3 separate regions of the Homo sapiens genome follow, and regions 1 and 2 are each linked to region 3. Evidence: chromatin contacts called from ENCODE Hi-C or POLR2A ChIA-PET data. All regions are on one chromosome and are shown on one strand. The core of a region is the stretch at or near the end of the contact, and the rest is flanking DNA. Distances in the headings are between cores, read along the strand shown. Region 1 overlaps MICAL3 (microtubule associated monooxygenase, calponin and LIM domain containing 3). Region 2 holds the start of MICAL3 (microtubule associated monooxygenase, calponin and LIM domain containing 3). Region 3 holds the start of SLC25A18 (solute carrier family 25 member 18).

Evidence for each region. Hi-C counts contacts between places; a loop is a spot of excess contacts on that map. ChIA-PET counts read pairs that join two places held with the same protein, here RNA polymerase II (POLR2A). Pooled maps may share reads with other maps.
Region 1: a pooled map shows a loop between it and region 3 (2.5-fold over the local background). The contact joins the enhancer-like site here to the promoter of SLC25A18 in region 3. A Hi-C loop is called at or near these places in 1 of 168 maps with a recorded cell type or tissue (K562), 2 of 37 single-sample maps with no recorded cell type and 5 of 50 pooled maps.
Region 2: a loop to region 3 is called in a map of ovary, with 6 times the contacts of the local background. The contact joins the promoter of MICAL3 here to the promoter of SLC25A18 in region 3. A Hi-C loop is called at or near these places in 2 of 168 maps with a recorded cell type or tissue (breast epithelium and ovary), 1 of 37 single-sample maps with no recorded cell type and 4 of 50 pooled maps. POLR2A ChIA-PET finds 5 or more read pairs at or near these places in 1 of 52 experiments (OCI-LY7).

Annotation. Positions count from the first base shown.
Region 1 is chr22:17,889,587-17,893,704 of GRCh38, forward strand. It overlaps MICAL3 (microtubule associated monooxygenase, calponin and LIM domain containing 3), which reads right to left. Exons shown (of 32, transcript NM_015241.3): 12 at 1,899-2,046. Among named protein-coding and RNA genes, the nearest start is that of MIR648, 89 kb to the right of the region's middle. Within about 2 kb of position 2,330, at least 13 of the 41 ENCODE cell types and tissues checked have a DNase peak (open chromatin) inside an H3K27ac peak, as active enhancers do.
Region 2 is chr22:18,022,954-18,027,011 of GRCh38, forward strand. It overlaps MICAL3 (microtubule associated monooxygenase, calponin and LIM domain containing 3), which reads right to left and starts at 1,608. Exons shown (of 32, transcript NM_015241.3): 1 at 1,328-1,608. RefSeq lists a silencer at 1,336-1,745.
Region 3 is chr22:17,561,621-17,565,365 of GRCh38, forward strand. SLC25A18 (solute carrier family 25 member 18) reads left to right here and starts at 1,878. Exons shown (of 11, transcript NM_031481.3): 1 at 1,878-2,093. LOC105372850 (a long non-coding RNA gene) reads right to left here. Exons shown (of 3, transcript XR_001755420.2): 2 at 2,649-2,883; 3 at 2,077-2,493. RefSeq lists a silencer at 1,649-1,943.

The sequences.
Region 1 (4,118 bases), core at 1,080-3,579, 330 kb after region 3:
AAGGGTGAGGCAGGAGAATTGCTTGAGCCCAGGAGTTCAATTTAAATTAAAAATTTAATTCAAATTAAAAATTAGCTAGGCATGGCGGCATATGCCTACAGTCCTAGCTACTTGGGAGGCTGAGGCAGGAGAATCACTTGAGCCCGCAAGTTCAAGGTTGCAATGAGCTATGACTGTGCCACTGCCCTCTATCCTGGGAAATAGGGCGGGACCTGTCTCTAAAAATAAAAATAAAAAATAATAGGAACTATCTTTAATATATCTTGATCCTTGTGTATGGCCCATCCACATTAAACTAATGTCAAAACATGATACATCTCCCATTTGGATCAGATTGCTCCTACAGGCCTGGGACTATCACCCACCATGGCCCTTAGACCTGACAAGCTGTTAAGGTACTAAATCAGCTCTGATCAATCTTAGCCTTCTCCTGGAGGGGAAATTCCAAAATCCTCCTCAAAAAATTTTTCCATTGCTAAGTTTCCTATTTAGATTAATGGCCATTTCCTACTGGGTTTAAGCCTCTTGCTTTTCAGAAGACTGATCGCATTCTTCTTTACATGACTTCAGGTTAACCCAGCAGCCCTTAATTCTGTGTTAATCTAGGATCCCACAGCATTTTCCATTTTCTCAAACTCCTCCTCACCATAGGTTCAGCCTCTGAAACTATGACCTCACTGCTGCTGAACAGTGCCGCGCTGTCCCTGTGCTGCTTTGCCTTCCTAGAAGACGGTCCCCTAACCTTCTCCAGGCGCCCCTCCACCCCCACCTGCTAGGCTCCCTCAACCACTTCTGCCTGTTCCCTTTGGAACAGAGCTGACTCACCTGCCCATCCTCTGCCACTGATCACAATCTTTCCCAAGCTGCTCTTCCTTGCCCTACCCCCTTTCTTTGGCAGGAGTGAATAAGCCCTATTTTTACTTACTTGCTATCAACTTCTGGGTGAGCTAAGTGACAGGAGCACCAGAGGTCACTTACCTCCATCCAAGCACACCAGAAATCCCCATTTGTAATCCACACTGCACAAGGCTATTTTTACCAGCTCTTGCCTTGTCAGTTTATAACCATCATATAAATAGCAACTATATCTTGTAGGATTCCTTAAGCAATCATTAAACAAAACAAACAGAAATTGGCCCCTTAAGTGGACCTAATGATGAAAAGGACAGGAAACCAAAATAATGCAACATGCTCTGCTTCTGAATCCTTCGGTTTGGCTTCCGTGGTAACAAATGCCGATGGGGGAACCTGGGTGTGCTGGTCCCCGCAGCTGACCTGGGGTCACCCTAGAACTCTGATTCTGTAGACAGGTGAGTGGAGAATGGCCAAAGGAGATGTCACTGGGATAGGTGGGTAGGACAACAGAGTATGTCTGTAAAAAACGCAGTCTTTAACACAGAGAAAATACCAATGAACCATCATAAATTGGTCAACTGTTCATGATGTTTTGCTTTGTTAGTAGTGACACATTTGCCTTGAGCTGGCCAAATGTTCTAGCCAGGTTTCCCTTGTGACCCATAGAATTTGAGAGACAGCTGGCCGAAATGAAGAGTTCAACCGGGGCCAATAAACAGTTTTCCTTTGTGGGAAGCTAACAGGCCCAGGTGGGTGTCAAAACCAGTTTTTGACTTATGAGTGTTGTGATTTTTAAAACTCAGCTATAGGAGCACAAAAAAAAAAATTGGAAAAAAACAAAAATAAAAATCATTCCTGGGTTGAGCTATATAATACATGACATACAGAGTTTCAAATATAGTGAAATCAAAATCACTGCCTTCTAGAGAAAGTATCTTACTATGTACCTCATTCTAGGAAAAAGGACAAAATGTTACTTGATAGCAGAGTGGTCTGAGATCCTTGAGGAGTATAAAAAAACACAAAGTTTGATCACAACTTACATCAGGTCAGGGCGGTATCTATGGATAATTGCACAAAGGGCCAAGCCACTTTTCCAGGACATGGTGAGATCTGTCACGTTTACCCCTGCATAGCCATCTGTCTGCCTCTGGCACCAACCCAGCAGTTTGCTTGAACGAGCTACAGACTCTAAAACAACAAAACACAGTATTATTGGAGGTGTGGTCACCTGGTAATGCTGACAGAGAATCCTCTTTGTAGGACACATGTCCCCTTTGAAAAATTACTGAGGGTAGGGACGAAACAGTCAACACTAGTTTCCATGCAAAGAAAACAGTGAGGAACAAGGTTATGCAAATGGTATCATGACAGCGAATTCTAAGAAAAGAAACTACTAGTTTATCCAGACTCTAAGGTCAACGTCCACCCCCCAGTACCCTGAGGGACCACAGCCTGACAGCCACAACCTGCTGTCCCCACGGCACTGAGGTGGAGGAGCGCCACCTACTGTGTGGCCAGCCTGGCTTACAGCAGCTCTGAGTTCCCGGACAGTCGCTGGCACCTAGCTGAGGAAGCCTACCCCCTCCAAAGTAACACTGGGAAGAGGAGAGGAGAAAAGGCTCCATTCTATAGGGTGGCACGTTCAACCCAAAGCACCCAGGCCTCGCCCTTGCACTTCCAAGGCACTGTATAACTTGCCAAGAGAAGAAGCCCTGCAGGGCTCCGCTGACAACCCTGGGGCCCCAGACCAGACAGTCCCCGAACAGAGCTTGGCACCTTGTACTATGAATTCTCAACCCTGAGAAACTGAATAGGCAAACACATGTGCTGGGATGCTTTTTACAGTTCATTGAAACGTCTTCTAAAACCCGAACAGCCTCTTTAAAAATCCTATTATTAATCACATCAGAAGAGCTCTGATATCGGCCATTCAAAAGAATCTATGAACTATTTATATCCAAGAAAGTCTGTTCCCTTACCGAGGGCAACTGAAGTTTGTACTAAGTCATTTAGTAATTTGTGAACATAAGCTAAAAACCAAGTATCATGAAAATCCTGTTTCATTTAGGTTTTTCGCCATGAAAATGTATTCTGCGATAACACATAAAACCACCTTCTGGTGCCATCTCTTGGCTCAGAAATGAGCTTTTACTCAGATCTGTCTCCTATGTGTATATCCAACCATCCAATATGTAACAGGCAACTTCAATATTCCATGCTCTAAAATAAAAACAGTGAATAAAGATACACTCTCTGCTTTCAAAGAGAAGACGCTCCAGTGGAGAAAAATGCAAATGTTTCCAACTGCCTGCTGGTCCTCACATCCACCCTGGCATCCCAATGGCACGTCAAATTCACAATGTCCAAATGACTCAAACCTCTCAACCCTCTCAGCCCTCCCTCTGCCTTGCCTACGCTGATGTAGCACCATCTACAAACACCTACCTCTTGCCCCACAAGGTGATCAATTGCCCCTGCCCATCGACTTCACCTCCTTACCATTCTCTCTCACATAACCAACAATGGCAATGACCATCCACCACAGGCCCGGCACTCATGATCACAATGTGAGGTAGACACTGCTGCCCCCACTTCACAGACAAGGAAATCGAAGTTCAGAGCTATTCAATCACCTCTTCGAGGCCGCACAATTCACCAGCAGCAAAGCTTGGCCTGGGACCCAGTTGCACCTGGCCCAAAGTCTGAGGTCTCCTCCACTGCCTCCTCCCTTCTTCATCCCCAGCATCAGGCCCAGATCTGGGCCTCCACCACCTTCAGCCTGACTATGGCGAGGTCTTTCTACCTGGTCTCCCTGCCTCTGGTACTTCCCTCCTCCAACCCCTCTCACGTGTGGCTGACCAGGTGTACTCATGTCATTCTCTTTCAAAAAAGTATTCAGGGCCTTCAATACATACAAAATCTGGAGTGGTCCTCACCTGTCACTGAATCCTGGCTATGTTGCAGGACCCAGCCAAAGACTTTTTCCACAAAGTCTTCTCCCGAAACCTTAGCTCTCACACTCTCTCCCTCTCTCCCCTCTGCCCCGCGTCTGTACCTGGTTTCTCTCTGTGCTCTCGTAACACCTCAGGCCAAGGTAATTCCGTGTGGTGGAGGCCTGTCTCGTGCACTGCGGGATGTTCAGCAGCATCCCTGGCTCCTGCCCACCCCCAATCATGACCATCAAAAATGTCCCCAGACAACTACCAAGTATCCCCTGGAGGGCAAAATCACCCTGGGTTGAGAGCCACTGTCTCAGACAG
Region 2 (4,058 bases), core at 358-2,857, 460 kb after region 3:
TGATCCCTCCCTCGTTTGAGACACTGCCTTCATCCTGAGCTTCTTGGAGCAGCCCAAGGCCCTGCCAGCTCTCTTTGCCTGTAGCTTGTAGGCATTTATGACAGTTGCATACCCTGCCCTCCAACGGCAGCCTGAGAGACTGAACTATTACCAAGTTCACCTGGAAAAATGTCACCCTGATTGATTAGAATGGTGGGTGGCCATCTTAGCTCATTAGAATCACCTGGGAAGTTAAAAAAAAAAAATCCAGTATGCACTCCAAATTTTCCCACCACCACTCCTCCCCACAAAAAGAAAATTTAAAAAATCCCAGTGTTTGGGCCATATCCCAGACCAATTAAGTCAGAATCTCCAGGGATTGGACCCAGGTAGCAGGATTTCTAAAAATCTCCCCAGCAGCCAGGCCTGAGAGCTAATGAATAGCACCACAGGGCCCAGCCTTTCAGCCTACAGCTTGTCTCGGTTTCACCCTTTTTTCATTTCTTTACAATGAAAATTCTAAATAGTTGATCACAGTGCCAGACCAATAAGAAAGCATTTTAGGGAGGAGAGAGGAGGGAAGGGGTTGGCAGGCACGGAGAGGACTTGACACACAGAAAGCATTTTGCTATGGAGTCATAACCATTTGATTCTAAGACACATGCAGCCTCCAGAAGTCATGCGGCCCCGCCCTCTGCTTCCAGGAGGGAATGAACTTGGCCGTCCTTTTGTTGCACACGCCCGGGAGCTGCGCCGGCGCAGCGCGCCCTGCAGCCTGGGAGCGCAAGCGTGTGCGCCACTGGTCCTGGGCCACCACCGCGCGCCGCGGGCGGGTGCAGGGCCCCTCTGCCGCAGGGAAACCGGCGTTCCCCGCGCAAAGCAGCCGCTGCTCCTAATGAGCTCATGGGTTCACCGCGCTGAGCTAGCCAGAGCGGACCCGGCTTCGCCAAGGGCCTGCTGGCTGTCCTGACACCTGGCCTACCTCGGGGGTGCCTGGGTACGCTCTTCCTTTGCCTGCGGGATAGAAGCACAATGAAAATGGGGTGGACGTGGCTGGGAGACAGCCCTGCTCTCTGGCAGGCTCTGGGGAGTGTGTGGTACGTGGCATCCGCACTGGTGGGTGTCGTGCGATGATCGAGACACGGATACTGGGTGTCTTTCCCACTAGGGGAGAGAGGGCTGCGTTTAGAGGGAAACGAAATAGATCCGAGAAACACAAAGATGTCACAAAGGAAACGCTTCCCCACCATAAGCAATCTAAATAAATGATTCTTAGAAGACATCCAGCAAAACACATAACCTTGTCATTTAGATTCGCTCGCCCACAGGGGGACTGGAGGGTACTCACCGACTAGGGCTTCACAGCCGCATCACCGCCGGCGGTGGGCGCCTGCCTCGGCAGGGGCAGGGTGGGTGCCCGCAGGGCACAGGTGCCGCCGTGGCTGCTCGCACAACCCCTGCAGCTGCGATCCCGCCCAGTTAGCCTCGGGGGCTGCACAGCCCAGCCCCCTCGCCCAGGGCCCAGGGGTTCTCAGGCCGCGCGGCGAGGACGGAGGGCTGCCCCGGGTGCCTGCCTACGCGGGCGCTCCCCGCCGGGACTCCGCCGGGGCTGCAGGAGCGCGCGCTGCTGGCTGGGCGGGCTGCGGCTCCGCGCGAGCGCCGTGGCAACGCGAGCGGGCGCCCCCAGGAGGCCGCGGAGCTGCGGCGTGGGACGCTTGGGTGAGGCTCAAGCCAAAACCAAACCCAAACCATTTCTCCTCCTCCCCATCTTTTCATTTTCTCCCCTTCTTTTCATTTTCTCCCCTTCTCCAACCCCTTCCTCGACACACGTTACTAGCACCTCGAAGGTTGGAAATTCCAGCACTCTCCTGAGGCCTCTTCCCCAGCGAATCCTGCTAACCACGCAGTCGGTGTTCGCTGTGTGTTCGAGCACACACCTCCTTGCAGTGGCTTCAGCACCCAGGTCTCCGGGAGCCAGTGAAGGAACCAAGTGTTGGATACTGAGCAAGTCGCGTAACATCTGAGTAGTCGTGAAATTGAAATTTCAACGGTATAAAGGACACGACGTTGTCTTACAGATTGAAAAATGCTATAAAATGAAGTTCTTACTGTTACTATGATGATGACCCTGGAGATCAGCGCAGAGCCCTGGGGGAGGGCTACAGTTGCAAGCGCTCCAAGGATCAGATCGCGCACTCCTCCCCACCGGAGAAAACCTCTTGATGCCGGAGCCCGGGCAGCCTCTTCCACACTTCCAGCCAGCCCCTTCCACACTTCCAGCCAGCCCCGGCATTGCCACAGCCCGTGGAGCTGGACAGAAATCCACCAGGCACTAAAATAAGTTAGATGGAAGACGGGATGGATTTGACCAAATTCCTATCAGCATCTGCTCAGTATAATTGCAACATTATAATCAGAGCAGAAAGAAGCCCAGAGATTATTTTGTCTTCAAGGATCATTGGCCTCAGTATTATCTCCATCTGAAGCTGTGTTGTCCAAAGCAGATTGACTCCAGCCGGCCAGCTCAGAAGAGGGCCGACTCTGGGCTGGCGACTCCTTGAGAAGGGCTCTCTCTGGTCCCAGGTGGTATTTACTTAACCGTATCATCATCTGCTTCATTCGTGTTCCCTTCATGTCCATCATGTGAGGACGGGAACTGACAGGGCCAGGGTGTCGGCTCAGAGGCAATCTCTGCTCATCCTCTAGAGCCCCACTTCATCACCCAGCCACTCTGTCCACTGTCTCCCCACCTACAAACCTGCAGGTGTTCTGCCCCAGTACTAGAATAAGGGAACACATTTTTACTGAGCTCTGACAATGTGACTGGGCTTTTCAGGAGCTATTTCATTTAATTTTTAATGTAAAACATTGTTTTACATATTAAGAACCTAAAAGCACAAACAGTAAGTAACTTGCTTGTGGAAGCTTATGCAGCGAGATAAGTGGTAAAGCTGCAATTCCCAGTTTTGTTTGATGCCACAGCTGAAGGTGCAAGGCCATCTGGGCACGGCCTGAGTGGATATTAGGGAAAAATGCCCTAAAAGGTCCAGAATCTCTAATAATTTCTCCTACTTCTCATTTTATTTTATTTTTGACGCTGGAGTTTTTTTTTTTTTTTTGAGTCAGGATCTTGCTCTATTGCCCAGGCTGGAGGGCAGTGGTGCAATTTCAGCTCACTGCAACCTCTGCCTCCCAAGTTCAAGCGATTCTCCTGCCTCAGCCTCCTGCATAGCTGGGACTACAGGCATGCACCACCATACCCAGCTAATTTTTGTGGAGATGGGGTTTTGCCACATGGCCCAGGCTGGTCTCAAACTCCTGAGCTCAAGCGATCTGCCCTCATCAGCCTCCCAAAGTGCTGGGATAACAGGCATGAGCCACTGCACTAGGCGAAAACGTTTATTTTAGAAAAACTGAAAAATATAGAAACATAAAGGAAGAAAAGCATTCATAATCTCATCACCTAGAGAAAGCCATTAGTAATATTCATATTTCTTTCCAGTCTTTTTTCTAGCTTTCTAGCTTTAAACTAAGTTGAGATAAAACCACACACACACACACACAGACACACAAGTGCATCCTGCTTTTTGTTAAAAATAACTTTGTGGGAAATTCTTCCTCCTTTGAGGATTTTTAAAAAACATTAATTTAAATGTCATACAATATTTTTATCATATGAATATCTCATAATTTCCCTTTTATTGAATATTTCCAACTTTTATTGATTGTAAATAATGGCAATAAAATTTTTTCTTCATAAATCTTGCTCCTATGTGTGAATAATTTCCTTCCAGGTGAGTCCCAGAAGTGGAATATTGAGTCCAAGGGTATTAACATTTTAAAGACTTTCCAATCCTCTCCAATGGGGATATCCAACTCACCCAGCCCCGTTCCCCACAGGACCTGCACGGTCCCACTCCACTGCCCTCCACACATCTGTTGTGCCCTCACCTGGTATATAGCATTTAAATTATTTAGCTCACAAACTCTTTGGGAAACTAGGGTTAGTTCTTTGTAGCTTTTTGGTTGATTATTTTGATTTACTCAGAAAAACGCAGTATCTCCTTTACTATTTTAAA
Region 3 (3,745 bases), core at 628-3,127:
GGATGGTTGCCGTGTCTGTGTAGAAAGAAGTAGACATGGGAGACTTTTCATTTTGTTCTGCACTAAGAAAAATTCTTCTGCCTTGGGATCCTGTTGATCGGTGACCTTACCCCCAACCCTGTGCTCTCTGAAACATGTGCTGTGTCCACTCAGGGTTAAATGGATTAAGGGCGGTGCAAGATGTGCTTTGTTAAACAGACGCTTGAAGGCAGCATGCTCGTTAAGTGTCATCACCACTCCCTAATCTCAAGTACCCAGGGACACAAACACTGCGGAAGGCCGCAGGGTCCTCTGCCTAGGAAAACCAGAGACCTTTGTTCACTTGTTTATCTGCTGACCTTCCCTCCACTATTGTCCCATGACCCTGCCAAATCCCCCTCTGTGAGAAACACCCAAGAATTATCAATAAAAAAATAAATTAAAAAAAAAAAAAGAATAACAAGAAACATCTATTCTCTGTTTTCCATACCCTAAGCTTGGTTCTAAGCACCTTATGTTCATTGACTTATTAAATTCTCACAACATGAAAAAAAAAAAAAAAGATAGGCTTTAATTTTTCTTGAGACAGGGTTTCACTCTGTTGCCCAGGCTAGGTACAGTGGCATGGTCTCAGCTCACTGCAGCCTCAATCTCCCGGGCTCAAGCAGTCCTCTCACCACAGCCTCCCAAGCAGCTGGGACTACAGGGGCACCCCACCACACCCAGCTAATTTTTTGTCTCACGATGTTGCCCAGGCTGGTCTAGAACTGAGCTCAAGTGATCTGTCTGCCTCAGCCTCCCGAAGTGCTAGGAATTACAGGCGTGAGCCACTGTGCCCGGCCTTTATTTTTTATAAGGAACTTAGCCATTTAGAGTGCTTCCAGATTTATCTTCTTCGGGCCAAAACCAGCAACAAATATATGTACCAAAAGTTAGCATCTTCCACTGGTTAACTGTTTCAAAACAGTGCAGTAGGCAGTGTAAATGTGGCTCTATTTTTGGAACTGTTACTGTTTAACGCTTGTTAAGCATCCTGGGTAAATATATCTTACACAGATAATCCTACACAGTGAGCTTCTTAAAATAAGAGCATAAAAGCTACTCGGGCAAGATTTAGGGAGACAGGAAGCTATACATTGTTACTGTAGATTAGTCTCAAAAGTTCTGATCAACTTTCTATTTTGACATTTGGAGACATCCATAGGTGCTTCTCTTGTTAAAGATTAATGTCTCTTGTCTCTAAACCAATTCGTGTTACTGGAAGGAAAGGCAACGCAAGTTTTATAAATCAGCCCCTTTGTGGGCTCCATTTTGCTATACTCTATGTTCTCTGAGAGTGCTACCAACGGAATTGAGAAAATAACCATCCAGACGGGCTATTTGGGGGCTGATCTTTACCCTGGAATCTTCCTGGAAGGTGAACGGCCTATGTCATGCAGTTGTTATGCAAGAGGTATCATGGGACCTTTCCTTCTGGGCGCTCATGGAGCCGCGGCAGAGCCCTGGGTGACCCAGCAGCAGCTGCCTGCTGTGTGGCTGCCTTCACTGTCCTCCCCCACAACTGCTGTTGATTTCTCTGCATTGACCCTGCAGATGTTTCCCTGGCCTCGTGGTGTTCCTTTGGACTTTTAAGGGACCTCTGTGCATCTATTTTAGTCCCCTTTCTGCTAGCAATGCTCACTCCCCTAGTTTCCTTAAGCAGTTTTATAAAAAACCTTCAGTGAAAAATACTAGCCAAGAAGGCGAAGGCATCTGGAAAATCCCCAGATTTGGCTATTGTGTGCTGCAATGCCAGCCCCCTTCTACAGCCATGACATGCATATCAATGCAGGTGCCCTTGAGACTCCTGCAGGTTCGAGAAAGCATGACATGCTCCCAGAATCCTGGATTTGGACTTCATTCTGGACAGCATATGACAAGGACGAGGACCCCTATTCTAGCCAGTTAAAGCTGGACAGAATTTTTAAAAGCAATGAAGCCAGTTCCTTGGATATATCCACGGGCTTTGCTTTGAGAAGGAACTGAGTAGGCAGTGAGAAGAGTCGAGTGAAGCCTGGCCCGTGAGTGCCTCAACAACTGAGATGAACGTCGACTCGCTTGCAGGCAAGTTGTCAGTAAGTATTTATTAAATACCCACCGTGAGCCTTGTACTTTGCCTAGTTACTAAGAAACCAAAAGGGGGAAAAATAGCCTCATCTGCTCAGAGTTCATAATAAACCTGTATTGTGAATACAGAATACAGAAAAACTGGACTCTAGTGAGGTGCTAGAAAGAGTGTACTGCTTAGCTGAGATAGCAGATGAAGGAAAAATATTTTTGGTTCCTCCCTGCCATGCAATCGTACCGGGAGGGTGGAGTGTTGGTGTTCTCAGCCCATTTAATTTGGATGGAGCTGCGGGCTCATCAGTTTGGGGACTGGCTTCATCGCTTGTTCTGTCCAGCAGTCGCGTCTTCTCGGACTCCTTGTTCCAGCTTGAATTCCTCTTTTGCCCTGGCTCCACTCTAAGACGAAGACTGTGTAATTCAGAAAATGCAGCGCAAGTAATTATGTCCAGTGTGATGCTAAACATTTCCCAAAGGCAGCGTAGATCTGCAGAAACTGCAGCTTGGGAGAAGTGATGGTGTTCCTCTCCCCACCACCTCAGCCTGCCCTGATCATTCTCACTCACATGATCTATTGTGATGTTCTCACAATGTAGCCTGGCCATCATCTGGGAACTTGCTGGAAATGCAGATTTTGGCATCCCGCCTAAGACCTTAAACTGAAGAAGGGCCTAGCTCTCTCTTGTAACTAGCAACAGATGCAACCTGCATGGTTCTGATGCAAACTGACCTGGAAGAATGGCCCTGGCATTTACATTTTGGTCCTTAGATGCAGGTAATCTGAGCTGAACATCTTCAAACCTGAGGCATAGCATAGAAAAAAGAATACAAACAGTTTATATAAAGTAAAAAAAATTTTTAGAAAGGACTTAAGTTGGCTGGGGCGCGGTGGCTCACACCTGTAATCCCAGCACTTTGGGAGGCCAAGGCGGGCGGATCACGAGGTCAAGAGATGGAGACCATCCTGGCTAACGTGAAACCCCATCTATACTAAAAATACAAAAAATTAGCCAGGCGTGGTAGCAGGTGTGGTAGTCCCAGCTACTCGGGAGGCTGAGGCAGGAAACTCACTTGAACCTGGGAGATGGACGTTGTAGTGAGCCAAGATTGAGCCAGTGCACTCCAGCCTGGGGGACAGAGCAAGACTCTGTCTCCAAAAAAAAAAAATCAGGCCCAGGCAACATAATGAGGCCCCACCTCTACAAAAAAATAATTGTTTTAATTAGCCAGGTTGATGGTGTGCACCTGTGATCCCAGCTACTCAGGAGGGTGAGGTGGGTGGATCGCTTGAGCCCAGGAGCCCTCCCTCGGGATGCTCTTATTTCTGCCTGCAGCCTCATTTGTCACTCTGTGCAGACTCATTCTGTTTTTGTTTTGTTTTGTTTTGTTTTGTTTTTGAGACAGTCTTGCTCTGTCACCCAGGCTGGAGTACAGTGGCACAATCTCGGTTCACTGTAAACTCCGCCCCCCCGGGTTCACGCCATTCTCCTGCCTCAGCCTCCCGAGTAGCTGGGACTACAGGTGCCTGCCACTATACCCAGCTAATTTTTTGTATTTTTTAGTAGAGACGGGGTTTTGCCATGTTGGCCAGGATGGTCTCGATCTCCTGACCTCGTGATCCACCCACCTCGGGCTCCCAAAGTGCTGGGATTACAGGCGTGAG